Linked DNA regions of Homo sapiens: all the other regions are linked to region 1. Evidence: read pairs that join two places in POLR2A ChIA-PET (ENCODE). Cell type or tissue: GM12878. All regions are shown on one strand. Links, peaks and the distances in the headings refer to the core of each region. The heading gives the core; the rest is flanking DNA.

What was found. ChIA-PET counts read pairs that join two places held together with the same protein. Peaks named below come from ENCODE experiments on the same cell type or tissue, not always from the same donor. Only the 100,000 strongest peaks of a DNase experiment are listed, where the experiment ranks them.
Region 2: POLR2A ChIA-PET joins it to region 1 with 5 read pairs; 9 of 35 experiments call an interaction of 5 or more read pairs at or near these places.
Region 3: POLR2A ChIA-PET joins it to region 1 with 5 read pairs; 2 of 35 experiments call an interaction of 5 or more read pairs at or near these places.

The regions. Positions count from the first base shown.
Region 1 is chr19:13,859,611-13,864,371 of GRCh38, reverse strand. It overlaps a transcript of NANOS3 not described here. Among named protein-coding and RNA genes, the nearest start is that of MIR181C, 13 kb to the left of the region's middle. RefSeq lists enhancers at 2,000-2,249, 2,310-2,739. In GM12878, for the core only: a CTCF peak has its summit at 1,939 (motif pointing right); DNase peaks (open chromatin) are centred at 1,991 and 2,471; H3K4me3 peaks cover 1,164 bases; H3K27ac peaks cover 1,575 bases.
Region 2 is chr19:14,096,573-14,101,333 of GRCh38, reverse strand. PRKACA (protein kinase cAMP-activated catalytic subunit alpha) reads left to right here. Exons shown (of 10, transcript NM_002730.4): 5 at 426-508; 6 at 3,444-3,570; 7 at 3,660-3,755; 8 at 3,851-3,973. Among named protein-coding and RNA genes, the nearest start is that of SAMD1, 8.2 kb to the right of the region's middle. In GM12878, for the core only: no CTCF peak of the experiment used is centred there; no DNase peak of the experiment used is centred there.
Region 3 is chr19:13,643,093-13,647,853 of GRCh38, reverse strand. No RefSeq gene overlaps it. Among named protein-coding and RNA genes, the nearest start is that of YJU2B, 100 kb to the left of the region's middle. In GM12878, for the core only: no CTCF peak of the experiment used is centred there; no DNase peak of the experiment used is centred there.

The DNA of each region.
Region 1 (4,761 bases), core at 334-4,333:
CAATTCAGGGGCACGTGGGGATGTGTACCTGGGACCATGAGGCACAAGCATATATACAGGCCAGGTGCACAGACCACATGCAAGCTGTACAAAGGATGGGGCTCCCCGGATCTCCCAAAGATCCTTGCACAGACGGTACTCCTCCCCAGACATCCCCCCTCCCCCTGCCCAGGTATAAGAGCATGCACAAGGCTGGAATGATCGTACCCTGGCTGAGGCTCCACACACTGCCCCTGCCCGCAGTGGCCACCGCGGCTGGTAGAGGAAGGTCACATCAGGGCAAACCATGGCGCCAGGCAGCCTCCCATTGGCCCGGGCTGAGCTGACAGATTTCTCATTCTGTTTATTTATCCCCCACCCCAGTCTGAGAGGGGGATGGAGAAACCTTTGACTGGCCCCCTTCCAAGCCCAGACCTTAACCCTTATGGGGCCATGGCCCTTCCCCACCTGATCGCGCACCCCTCACTTCCTTTCAGCCTCCTCCACCACAGTCCTGCCTCAGTTTCTCCTTGACAGGTTCACCCTCCCACATCGTCCAGCTGCCTTCAGGTCTCAGCCCAGAAAGTCTGGTTCCAGGTCCAGGAGAGTGGATGTCTCCAGGACCACTCCCCCGACCCCCAACCCCACCAAAGGTTAGAGGGGCCAGCTGTAGTCTACACCTAACCTCTCCCAAAGGAAGTCTTCTCCCAGAGTGGGGATGGAGAGACACGTGCAGGGGAGAGAATGGGAGTTCATTGCAATCTAGTAATCATACCTCCATGGGGTTGGGGGGGGCCAGTCAGCTCTGTTGATGGCCCTCCTGTGCCGCCCGCCCCCCTGCCGGCCAGCCCTTCTTACAGAAAAGAGGCAAGGGGGGCCGGGCACAGTGGCTCAAGCCTGTAATCCCAGCACTTTGGGAGGCCGAGGCAGGAGAATCGCTTGAGGCCAGGAGTTCAAGACCAGTCTGGGCAACACAGCGAGACACTGTCTCTACAAAAATAAAATTAAAAAAAAAATTAGCTGGGTGTGGTGGTGAGCGCCTATAGTCCCAGCTACTTGGGAGGCTGAAGCAAAAGGATCCGTTGAGCCCAGGAGTTCAAGGCTACAATGAGCTATGATGGTGCCACTGTACTCCAGCCTGTGCAACAGACAGAGACTTCATCTCTAAAAAAAAGAGCGTATTGGGGAAAGAGTTCCTCTCTTAGAAAAAGAGGCGGAAGGGGTTGGGGAGGGACTTGCTTTGGAATATGCAACATTCACATTTATTCATTCACTCATTCATCCACTCATAGACGTGTATGAGCCTCGTCTCCCATCCAGACCAGAGCAACCCTTGAGGCAGGGACTATTCTCTTTAGAAGGGTGGGCCCAGGGTAGAGTTCTCCCCAGCTGTATCTTCGAACCTTCTTCCTGGTCCCAGGAATGCCTATCATCATCTCAGATTCTTCCCAGCAGGCCAATGAAGTGAATACTGCCCTTTCCACAGATGGGCAACCGAGGCCCAGATGGGGCCTGCCCTTGCCCAAGGTGGTACCGCCTGTAAGAGGCAGGGCTGGGGCCAGGCGTGGTGGCTCACACCTGTAATCACAGCATTTTGGGAGGCCGAGGCGGGCGGATCACGAGGTCAGGAGTTCGAGACCAGCCTGACCAACATGGTGAAATCTCTTCTCTACTAAAAACACAAAAATTAGCCGGGCGTGGTGGCACGCGCCTATAATCCCAGCTACTCAGGAAGCTAAAGCATGAGAATCACTTGAACCCGGGAGGCGGAGGTTGCAGTGAGCCGAGATTGTGCCACTGCACTCCAGCCTGGGCCACAGAGCGAGACTCCGTCTCAAAAAAAAAGAAAAAAGAAAAAAAAAAGGCAGAGCTGGAATTCTTTCTGTGCGAGGCCTTTCCCCCCGTCTCTTCTCCAGGACCGGCCAGCTGTCCTGCTCGCTGAATTTCCTGCAGCCACCAGCAGGGGGCAGCAGAGTCCAGCGCCCTCCCAGCTGTGGAGGCCGGCGGGACTGATCTCAGCTCTCAGCGCAGTCTCCTCCCCCTCCTCCCCGCCACCTCCCACTCCACGGTAGCTGAGGACTCTGCCTGGACACCCCAGGCTGGAGCCTCCACTGCTCAAATGCAGAGTCCCCAGAAGGAAGGGCCCCTTCTTAAATAAAGCCCCCTAGAAGTGCCGTCCACACAAATGTCCAACTCACTCGGTGTTTCTCTACGTCTAACTCTCCTTCTTGCTGCAACGCATTTGCCGGGGCGGGCGGCCTCTGCATTCCTGAACTGGGTCAGACCAGGAGAGAGGATTCCTGGATCCTGGCCCAGTGGCCAATCCGCCCTGGGCTTCTCACCCCCCAGACTCCTCTGAAGATCCCCAGAGCCCAGCACAGGATGGGAGGAGCGGTGGGGGAAGCCCCAGCGCCCCAGACGCCTTAGGGCGTGGGAACTGCCCTCCCCCCTACACACCCCCGGTCCCCAGTTCCTGGGGCCCCTGCCAGTGCTGACTCATAGGGGGAGCCCAGGGCTGCGACACAGCAGCAGCTCTTCCTGAACCTCTCCCTGGGAGATTTCACCTCCTGTCCCCTTGGGGGTCTCCGTGGGGACCCAAGGTGGGTGTAAGAGCCAGGCAGCCCTTCTCAACTCCATCAGCCCGGAACTCCAGCCCCCGAAGTCCCCCAAGGCTGTGGCCATTGGACACTGGGTGGATGTGTCAGGCCGTGGGGGTCTTCGGAGGTGCCCCTGTATACTCAGATGTGGGTGTAGTTTGCACACTCAGGCATCGACCGAGAGAAAGCCCCGAGGAGGCAAAGCCTAGGCCATGTGGGTGCTTTCCTCCGCACCCCACCAGAGTCTGGGCAGGGACACTTCAGGGCCAGAACGAAGCCCTGGGCTCAGAGCTCATTTCCTCAACTGCAAACGGTCTCCCGCCATCTTCCCGGTCTCCGGAAATGGCAGCTCCATCCTCCCAGCTGCTCAGACAAAAACTTTTATTAACAGATGCAACCCATTAACAATTTTGCTTACTGTCCTTTTTTTTTTTTTCTTCTGAAACAGGGTCTGGCTCTATCGCCCAGGCTGGAGTACAGTGGCACGATCTCTGCTCACTGTATCCTCCGCCTCCCGGATTCAAGCCATCCTCCCATTTCTTTCAGCCTCCCAAATAGTTGGGGCAACAGGCACCTGCCACCACGCCTGGCTGATTTTTTTGTATTTTTAGTAGAGATAGGTCTTGCTATGTTGCCCAGGCTGGTCTCGAACTCCTAGACTCAAGCAATCCACCCGTCTTGGCCTCTTAAAGTGCTGGGATTACAGGCATGAGCCACTGCTCCCAGGCTAGTTACTGTCCCTTCTAATGCATCCAGAATCCTGACTTCTCCAAGGCCCACCCTGGTCCGGCTTCCATCATCTCTCCCCAGAATTGCTCCAGTTGCCACCTCTCTGCACACCTTGCAGCCCCCGACAGTCTGTCCCCATCCCCCTAATCCCCTCCCCACCACAGCAGCCGGGGCGGGGCGCCTGTGAGCACCCAAGTCAGGTCCAGTCCCTCCTCTGCTCAGAACCCTCAATGGCTCCCACCTTATTCAGAGCAAAAGCCAAAGTCCTCCCCAGGACCCAGAAGGCTTTGCACAGTCTCCTGTCTCCTCTCTGCCTCACCCTCTCCACTCCCTCCCTCATTCACCCCATTCCAGACCTCCTCAGCTGGGATTACAGGCAACCACCACGACACCCAGCTAATTTTTTTTGTATTTTTAGTAGAGACAGGGTTTCACCATGTTACCCAGGCTGGTCTCAAACTCCTGAGCTCAGGCAATCCGCCCACCTCAGCCTCCCAAAGTGCTGGAATTACAGATGGAGCCCGGCCGACTCCCCTATTTCAAAATTGCACCCACCTTGCTTTCTCCTCTATTTATTTCTCACAACCCTGTCACCTTTTTTTTTTTTTTTTTTTTTTTTTGAGATGGAGTCTCGCTGTCGCCCAGGCTGAAGTGCAATGGCGCGATCTCGGCTCACTGCAACCTCCGCTCCCGGGTTCAAGCCATTCTCCTGCCTCAGCCTCCCAAGTCGCTGGGATTACAGGTGCCACCACCATGCCCGGCTAATTTTTTGTATTTTTAGTAGAGACGGGGTTTCACTATGTTGGCCAGGCTGGTCTCAAACTCTTGACCTCGTGATCCGCCTGCCTCGGCCTCCCAAAGTGCTGGGATTACAGGCGTGAGCCACCGCGCCTGGCCCTGTCACCTTTCAACACACTACATGTTTTACTACACATCTTGTTTCTTGTCTGTCTCCTGTACTTGATTGTCAGCTCTGCCAGCACAATAGCTGTTGTCTTTTTTTTTTTTTTTTTTTTTTTTGGAGAGATGGGGGTGGGTCTCACTTTGTTGCCCAGGGCAGTCTCGAACTCCTGGGCTCAAGCGATCCTCCTGCCTCAGTCTCCCAAAGTGCTGGGATGACAGGTATGAGCCACCGTGCCCAGCCTACAACGTTTGTCTTCATCACTGCTGGAGAACTTAAAAAAGGCCCTTAGTCAATATCTAGTGAATTAATGCATTAATAATCACTATGTTCCTGGCATGCATGTGGGGTGAGATGATGGGAAGTGGGGGAGGGACAAAACAGACTAGGAGCTTGCCTGCCACCATCTGGCAGGGGGCTAGTCATGTAGCTAGCCAATTACAATGAAGAGTTTTCAGTGCTGAGAGTCAAGGCCCAGCCTGGAAGATGAAAGTGCAATCTGGGAAGGCTTTTGAGGAGGTGACGTCTTATAGGTCCTTGATCAGTAAGGAGTTT
Region 2 (4,761 bases), core at 547-4,546, 240 kb before region 1:
GCCTCCCAAAGTACTGGGATTATACAGGCATGAGCCACCACACCCGACCCTCTGTAATAATTTTTTAACCAGGGGCCATCTTTTTTATTCTGGGCCCCACTAATTCTGCAGCCTATCATGATCCCATTTTACAGATGACAAAACTGTGGCCTCAGAGCCTTACTCAAGCTCCCAGAGCAAGGTACTACAGAGTTCTCTCTCCAGCCAAGGCAGGCTAACCAGGTCCTGACATACCTCTGAGCCAGCCCTCACTTTCACCCATTAACAGCAGGATAAGGGTCGCCCCTGTAGAACATGATTCCTACAGGGAGCCAGGATCGCTGTTGTCATTTAATGTTTGAACACCAGCCGGGGAGGCCCCCAAGGCCTTCAGATCGGGTCCAAGTCTCAGGGGTGGGCCCTTGACCAGCCACTGCTTCCCACAGGACAACTCAAACTTATACATGGTCATGGAGTACGTGCCCGGCGGGGAGATGTTCTCACACCTACGGCGGATCGGAAGGTTCAGGTAAGCGGGCCACCCCCCATCACATCAGGCTGTCAGGGTGTCCACAGGTGGCAGTGCACGACCAAGCCCCCTGGGAATGCAGAGGAGTCCAGCATACTTCAACATGCAGGTGGTCTCCCAGACCCTGTGGGTTTCTGTTTCCCCTCTGCTGAGGAATATGTGATATTTCAACCACCACAAAACAAAACAGAGCAAACAGGGCAACTTAGGTGTCCAAACTGAAGTTGCTGCCAGGCACGGTGGTTCTCACCAGTAATCCCAGCACTTTGGGAGGCCAAGGTGGGCAGATCACCTGAGGTCAGGAGTTTGAGACCAGCCTGGCCAACATGGCAAAACCCTGTCTCCACTAAAAATACAAAACTGAGCTGGGCATGGTGGTGGGCACCTGTAATCCCAGCTACTTGGGAGGCTGAGGCAGGAGAATCACTTGAACCCAGGAGACAGAGGTTGCAGTGAGCCAAGATCACACCACTGTACTCCAGCCTGGGTGAGAGAGTGACATGCCGTCTCAAAAAAAAAAATTGAAGTTGTTGATTTTGTGCATTTTTTGAGCCCCAAAAGGTGGCATGCATCTGTAGTCCCACTAGTCCTGAGGCTGAGGTGAGAAGATCATTTGAGCTCAAGAATTTGAGACCAGCCTGGGCTGCATAGTGAGGTTTTGTCTCTTTTAAAAAAAAAAAATTGGCTGGGCGCAGTGGCTCGTGCCTGTAATCCTAGAACTTTGGGAGGCCGAGGCGGGCGGATCACGAGGTCAGGAGATCAAGACCATCCTGGTTAACATGGTGAAACCCCGTCTCTACTAAAAAAATACAAAAAAATTAGCCGGGTGTGATGGCGGGCGCCTATAGTCCCAGCTACTCGGGAGGCTGAGGCAGAATGGCGTGAACCCGGGAGGCGGAGTTTGCAGTGAGCCGAGATCGCGCCACTGCACTTCCAGCCTGGGTGACAGAGCGAGACTCCGTCTCAAAAAAATAAAATAAAAATTATACTATTATTTTATTTTATATAGGTGGACAGTTTTATATGTGTAGATTTTAATATATATTTTTATACATAAAATAAATCTATATACAGAAATTTGTAAGTTTAAGATACAGGCTGGGTACTGTGGCTCATGCCCTATAATCCCACTTGGGGAGGCCAAGGTGGGCAGATTGCTAGAGCCCAGGAATTTGAGACCAGCCTTACATAGCAAGACCCCATCTCTACAAAAAAATACAAAAAAAAAAAAAAAAAGTCAGGTGTGGTGGCACATTCCTGTAGTCCCAGCTCCTGGGGAGGCTGAGGTGGGAAGATCACCTGAGTCTGGGAGGTCAAGACTGCATGAGCCCACCTTCATCCCTAGGATGCAAGGCTGGTTCAACATATGCAAAAAAAAAAAAAGACTGCATAAGCCGTGATCACGCTGCTGCAGTCCAGACTGGGTTGTAACCCAGTCAGACCCTGCTGAAAGAAAAAAAAAATTTTTAACTTATAAATTTGTCTTATTAACTTATAAGTTTACATACGTAGTTTTATTTGATTTTATTTTTTGAGACAGAGTTTCACTCTTGTCACCCAGGCTGGAGTGCAGTGGCACGATCTCGGCTCCATGCAAACTCTGCCTCCCGGGTTCAAGTGATTCTCTTGTCTCAGCCTCCCAAGTAGCTGGGACTACAGGTGCATGCCCCCTTGCCTGGCTAATTTTTGTATTTTTAGTAGAGATGGGGTTTCACCATGTTGGCCAGGCTGGTCTCGAACTCCTGACCTCAGGTGATCCGCCCCCCCCGCCTTGGCCTCTCAAGATGCTGGGATTACAGGCATGGGCCACCGCGCTGGCCTTGTAGTTGTATTTTAGATAGATAACTATAGATTCACTTTACATACAACAAAATGCACAGTTCTTCAATGTTCCATGCTACAAGTTTTGACAGTTGTATATAGCTACCTAACCTCCACCCAAAACAGTATATGGAACTTTTCTATCACCTAAGAAAATTCCCTTGAATCCCTTTTTTTTTTTTTTTTTTTTCCAATAACATACAGAGGTGGAGGCCGGGTGCCATGGCTCACGCCTGTAATCCCAGCACTTTGGGAGGCCGAGGCGGGCGAATCACAAGGTCAGGAGTTCGAGACCAGCCTGACCAACATGGTGAAACCCCGTCTCTACTAAAAATATAAAAATTAGCCGGGCGTGGTGGTGCACACCTGTAATCCCAGCTACTCAGGAGGCTGAGGCAAGAGAATCACTTGTTTCCAGGAGGCAAAGGTTGCAGTGAGCCGAGATTATGCCATTGCACTCCAGCCTGGGCAAGAGAGCGAGACTGTCTTAAAAAAAATAAATTAATCAAAAAAAAATATATATATATATATACACACACACACACATATCTACATACATACAGAGGTGAGGTCTTGCCTATATTGCCCAGGCTGGTCTCGAACTCCTGGGCTCAAGCGATCTTCCCACCTCGACCCCCCAAAATGCTGGGATTACAGGGGTGAGCCACCGCACCGGGCCGAATCCCTCTCTTGACACGTCACCTCCCCACCAAAGGCAGTTGTCCTTTCTGACTTCAAACACCGTGCCTTTGTTTTGTCTGGGCGTGGACATGATATAAATGGAATCATTCATGTTCTTTTGTGTCTTCTTTTGCTTAACATAATCAGTTTGAAATGCAGCCACATTGTTGAGTGGATGCATGGGCTGTCCTGTTGGCGGTGGTGGTGGTGAGTGGAATTCCATTGTATGACTATAGCTCAGTCTGTGATTCCATTTTCCTGTGGATGGACCCACAGGCTGTTTCCCATGTCGGGCTATCTAAGAATCAGGTGCCTTGCGTTTCTGACGGCTGGACTGGAGGTGTCTTCCTCTGGGGTAGGCTCTGCAGGGCCACCTGCTGGACCATTTTGGGGCATGACCACTGACGTTCACCTCCCCATTTGTCCCCATCAGTGAGCCCCATGCCCGTTTCTACGCGGCCCAGATCGTCCTGACCTTTGAGTATCTGCACTCGCTGGATCTCATCTACAGGGACCTGAAGCCGGAGAATCTGCTCATTGACCAGCAGGGCTACATTCAGGTGCCCACCAGGCCGGGCGAGGGGCAGCCCTGGGGAAGCCGTGGCCTGGACCCTTCCTCCCTGCCAACTGCCTGTTCTTGTGCCCACAGGTGACAGACTTCGGTTTCGCCAAGCGCGTGAAGGGCCGCACTTGGACCTTGTGCGGCACCCCTGAGTACCTGGCCCCTGAGATTATCCTGAGCAAAGTAGGAGCCTCCCCAGCCCTCCCCTTCCCCTGAGGCCGGCTCTGCTCTCCTGCTCTCGCCTCCTCCTCACCCTGTGCCCCCCCATCTTGCTCCAGGGCTACAACAAGGCCGTGGACTGGTGGGCCCTGGGGGTTCTTATCTATGAAATGGCCGCTGGCTACCCGCCCTTCTTCGCAGACCAGCCCATCCAGATCTATGAGAAGATCGTCTCTGGGAAGGTGAGGTCCGGATGTGGGGACACAGCCCTGGAAGAAACAGACCGTTCCCTGCTCACCCATCCTATTCCCTGGGGAGCCCTGCTTGTTGTCAGAATAATCTAGAAGTTCCTTAAGTCAGGCCAGGTGGTGAAGCTGGACGCGCCGGCCACACTGAGGCCAACACCTCAAGCCCCCTTGCTGTCCAGCCCCAACCCCGCGGTTCCAGAATCCCATGGGCTTCCAAAATCCCGAGCCTCACGGGAACATCTTGGCCACAGAACACAAACCGCCCTGCCAGACGACCCTCCTTTTCGCTCCTCATCCCAGTTAGTGTGAGTTTTCGCAAATTCCAAGGCAGAAAAACGAATGTATTTGGTTCCTGTTCCCAGGTGCTGTCCATAGCCTCACCCAGGATTGCCCTCACTTAGCATTTATAGCCCATGCTTCCTCTCCCAAACCCAGACTTGCCTAACTCTGAGGGTTCAGATGAGGGGTGGTGAAGCCATCTCAGCTCACATCTATGACAGGTGCAAAGTGCCCACCATCCACCAGGCCCCAGAATCCCCATCAGTCACACCCTGAGATAGTGGCACCCTCTGTAGGAGAGGTGAGGAAACAGGCTGGGAAAAGGGATGTGTCTTGGCCAAGATCACACTTTGGTGAGTAGGTAATCACCGTAGGCAATCATTGTAGGCACTGATGGCCGGAGAGAGGTTGGGGACCCCACCTCTGCCCTCAGCTCAACCACCTTGCTGGGAAGACCCGACCATCCCCCGACTTGGTCCAGCATCTCCTACACAGGAGCTTTT
Region 3 (4,761 bases), core at 547-4,546, 220 kb after region 1:
CTGAGTAGCTGAGATTACAGGTGAGCAACACCACACCTGGCTAATTTTTGTGTTTTTAGTAGAGACGGGGTTTCACCACGTTGGCCAGGCTGGTCTCGAACTCCCAACCTCAGGTGATCTGCCCGTCTCGGCCTCCCAAAGTGCTGGGATTACAGGCATGAGCCACTGTGCCCGGCCAACACATTTTAAACAAGGTTTTCTAGACATCTAATCTTGATTAATTATGTTCTGAAAACAGTCAATACTGAAAACAGTGGAAAGGACACTGGAAGGGGATTACATGACGTTGTCTTTGCCTTGGCTCTCATGCTAATGGTGGATGTGGTGGATGTGGGTTGGTTACCCTCTGGGGTAGACTGGAACCTTGACCTGTATGAGTCAGGGCAGGGATGTGACATTGACTCTGGCCATTGAGATGTAGAGTAAATGTAGCGGCCATTGTCATGCCCTGCCCAGATCCCCTCTGATCCCTTTACCAGTTCTGCGTGTTTTGCTGCTGACGTCCAGCCTCTGTGGCCATCACAGGGTTGCCTTTGGACACGGGGACCTCCTTGCCTGCACAGAGACTGGGGAATGCCTGTGTATTTGCGTCTTCTCTGGGGGCACCTATAGCCAGGAGCTAACTCCTTTTTTCTCCAGGTGGGACATTTGGCTTTGGATAACGTCAATTCAGCTAAGCTGGAAGAACATTTCTCCCTTCTCTCTTCCCTGTAAAGTTCTGGGTTAGAGTTGGCTAGAAGAATAACCTGCACAAGATTTGGAAGATGGATGTAAAGCAATGACCCTAGTTTTTAATCTTCCTGGAGGTGTCAGGCATGGCGGCAGCACACACACACATTGCTGCAGAGCTGTTGGCTCTTCTCCAGCTCTTGCCAGATCTCTTTCATCTTCCCTGAGAACTAGGCCAAGTGAACACGCAGCTCCAAGGTGAAGGATGACAGCTTCACCTGCAGGTCACTCACGACATTGAGGTTGCAGGTGGTGCGAGACAGACGCAAGTCCCTCGTGGGTTCTGCTCCTCCCTGCTCTTGTGCACAGCTAGTGTTCCCTCCTGACGGATGGGCTGGCTGACCTAGAGTGATTGCAGACCCAGTACCAGACCAAGGGCCACAGTCTGCTCCACTAACTCACTATTGCACAAGGTCAAATCCCATAATAAATTCCCCGTTCTAGATCACTCACAGTGGTTCTGCTTCTCTGATTGAGAGACACCATGGGACAGTCTCCAAGATGGAATTTAAGCTGTGGAGCTCTCTATGGGGGAGGGGTTAGGCTGGAACTTCCTCTCCGTGTCTTGTCTTCTTCCCTTTCCTTGTTCTGCTTCCTTTATTCCCTTCATGGTTTCTTCTGGAACAAACCTTCTCAATAAACCCTTTGCATCAGGATGCTTATTTTAGACTAGACTCTACATTGGGAGAACTTGACCCATGATAAAGAAGTCTGCTGGAGGGCTCTTGAAGATGCAGATTTATTCCTTGTTAAAAGGCAAGAGCAGGCCGATGCAGTGGCACAGGCCCGTAATCCCAGCACTTTGGGATGCCAAGGCAGGCGGATTGCTTGAGCCCAGGAGTTCGGTACCAGCTTGGTCAACATGGCGAAACCCCCATCTCTACAAAAAATTACAAAAATTAGCCAGACCTGGTGGTGGGCACTTTTAGTCAGCTACTCAGGAGCCTGAGGTGAGAGAATCACCTGAGCTGAGGAGGTCGAGGCTGCAGTGAGCTGAGATCATGCCACTTCACTCCAGCCTAGGTGACGGAGTGAGACCCTGTCTCATACAAAAAAAAAAAAAAAAAGTAAATAAATAATACAAAATTGGCCAGGCAGCCCGCCTGTAATCCCAGCACTTTGGGAGGCCGAGGCGGGCAGATCACCTGAGGTCAGGAGCTCGAGACCAGTCTGGCCAACATGGTGAAACCCTGTCTCTACTAAAAATACAAAAAATTAGCTGGGTGTGGTGGTGTGCACCTGTAATCCCATCTACTCAGGAGTCTGAGGCAGGAGGATCACGTGAACCCGGGAGGCGGAGGTTGCAGTGAGCCGAGATCGCACCACTGCACTCCAGCCTGGGTGACAGAGTGAGACTGTGTCTCAAAAAATAAAAATAAACATAAAATAAATTTTTTTTTAAAATTTTATTTTTAATTGACAAATAATTGTACATGATACATACGATGTATAGTGATTAGATCAGGGATAATCAGTATATTAATCATTTCAAATATTTATCATTTCTTTGTGTTGGGACGGTCACTATCCTCCTTCTAGCTATTGGAAACTATACATAATTGTTAGCTATAGTCATCCTACAGTGGTATAGAACACTAGAACTTACTCCTCCTTTCCAGCTGTAGCAGCCACCTTTGAGACTATGAAGTGATTAAATTTAAGGAGGAAAAGCAATATAGTGAGGATGGTGGGTGAAAGAAGGAGAGAAGAATGGCTTTTTAATTCATTTATTTATTTTTTTGAGACAGTCTGGCTCTGTCGCCCAGGCTGGAGTGCAGTGGCATGATCTTGGCTCACTGCAACCTCTGCCTCCCGGGTTCAAGTGATTCTCCTGCCTCAGCCTCCTGAGTAGCTGGGATTACAGGCACCCGCCACCATGCCTGGCTAATTTGTGTATTTTTGGTGGAGACAGGGTTTCACCATGTTGGCCAGGCTGGCCTCGAACTCCTGATCTCAAGTGATCCACCCGCCTTGGCCTCCCAAAGTGCTGGGATTACAGACAAGCCACTGCCCGTGCCTGAGAATGGCTTTTTAAAAAATGGCTATCATCTACCTCCATACTTTTCGCTTTGTGAGAAAACTGAAGTCCTATTTATTTAAGCCACTCTTACTCAGGTTATTGGTAACCTACAGATGACAACATTCCTAATTAACCCACTTTCCATGAATGTCTTCCAATATTTTCCCTTTCTTGCTGTTTTTCACTTGGGACTCCATCTATTTCTAGGGAAGTGAGTTTTGCCTTAGCTTCCGGGTAGACCATGTGACCAGTTTAGGCCAATCAGCATACCCCATCTACCTTCATTGGCTCAGAGGTGGTCATGTGATATGGACTGGGCCAATCAGAGTGAATCTCAGGATGGAGGTAGTGTATATCCATCTCCGGTTGTGAACAAGGGGCGTGAAGTTGCAGAAGGTCCTCCTGGCAGTCATCTTGTGAGCCAACACATCAAACCTCTTTTGAAAGCACATCCTACTTTTTATTTATTATATTCTTCATGTGAGCTGATAATTTTCTTTAATGTTTAATTCAGTTTGGGATTTTAGTTATTCACAACTAGAAGCATCCCATATGATGCAGTGGAAACTAATTTTTAACTTAAATGAAATAGCTTAAATTAATTTTTAATTGACATGAGCCTCAGTTTTCTCATGTGTAAAATGCATTAGAGGCAAGAGGTCTCTGCTTGCCTCCTAGTGTTATCCTGCAGATTAAGTGAAATAAAGTATTTTCGAATATTTGGAAAACTATGAAGTAAGCAGAAGGTATTTATGAAAATTAATATAAGCCAAAGGCTGTCAGACAAGGGTCAGGAGTGGGTACGGTGAGGCAGGGAAAAAAGGAACACAACATCCTGTTTTCCCGTAGAGATAGATAAACAGCAGCATGAGCATGCATATTGGAGTATGCACGCCTGACTCACAAATCCAAAAATAAGTCATAAGACGCTATATGGAGAGATTAACTATAAATATAGCAATATTAGCTGTGAGTGACAAGCCCAATTAGAGGACATAGAGATGATTTAGAAGGTCTCCATGCAGTGCATCTTGAAGAGCTATAAAAATACTTGATGTTTACAGCTTAAGAAAGAGATGAAAATTAAGGGGAGATCGTTTATGATCTGATTATGTATCCACTCTATAGGAGGAATGGTCGGCACCTGGCCTTCCCCTACCTCATCCTTGGTCAGCACACTCTGGCCTAATTTCCAGTGGCCAGCACCTGCATTCATTTGTTTGAGGACTGTCTCTGGTCTTTGGGGTACACATTATGATCTACACAGTTGGGCCAGAAATGCTAGAGATTTAATGTCCTCCATGAGTGGCTGTCAATCAGTGACTGGTAGGAAGGTGGAGGATAAATATCCCAGCTCCCTCACTCCTCTGCTGGGCAATTCTGAGATCTGTATTCTATGTTGTCTCCTAGAGGTCACCAGTAGATTGAGCGTCAGTTGCCCACAGTGGTAACTTGCTTGATGCTTGTTGTTTTCCTTCCCTGTGTCACTTTATCTTCCCATACTGAGTCTCCTGGAACTGACTCTAAAATAAACAACTTTCACTTGAATCATGTCTCAAGGTCAGCTTCTGAGGGAGCCCAAACTAAGGCAGACTTTCCTGCCTGCATGTATATATATTTTCCAAGAATAATAAGTCCTTACAATTTTATACAGCATTTCACTTTTATGAAAAAAAAGTGATGGAATATTCACATACAATGGAATATTACTCAGCAATTAAAAAAATAAAATACCGATAGGTGAATATCAAGTGCATTATTCTGAGTGAAAGAAGCCAGACTCAAGTGTCTATGTAGTGTACACTTTGATTTATGTGACTTTCTAGAGAAGGCAAGGCTGTAGGGACAGAAAATAGATCAATGATTGCTATGGGCTAAGGCTTCAGGAAGGGATTAATTACAAAGGATCAAAAGAGAACTGTCTATGGGTGAGGGAACTGTACTATTTCTTGATTTTTGTAGAGGCTACAAGACTGTGTATGTTTGTCCAAACCTATAGAACTGTATACTAA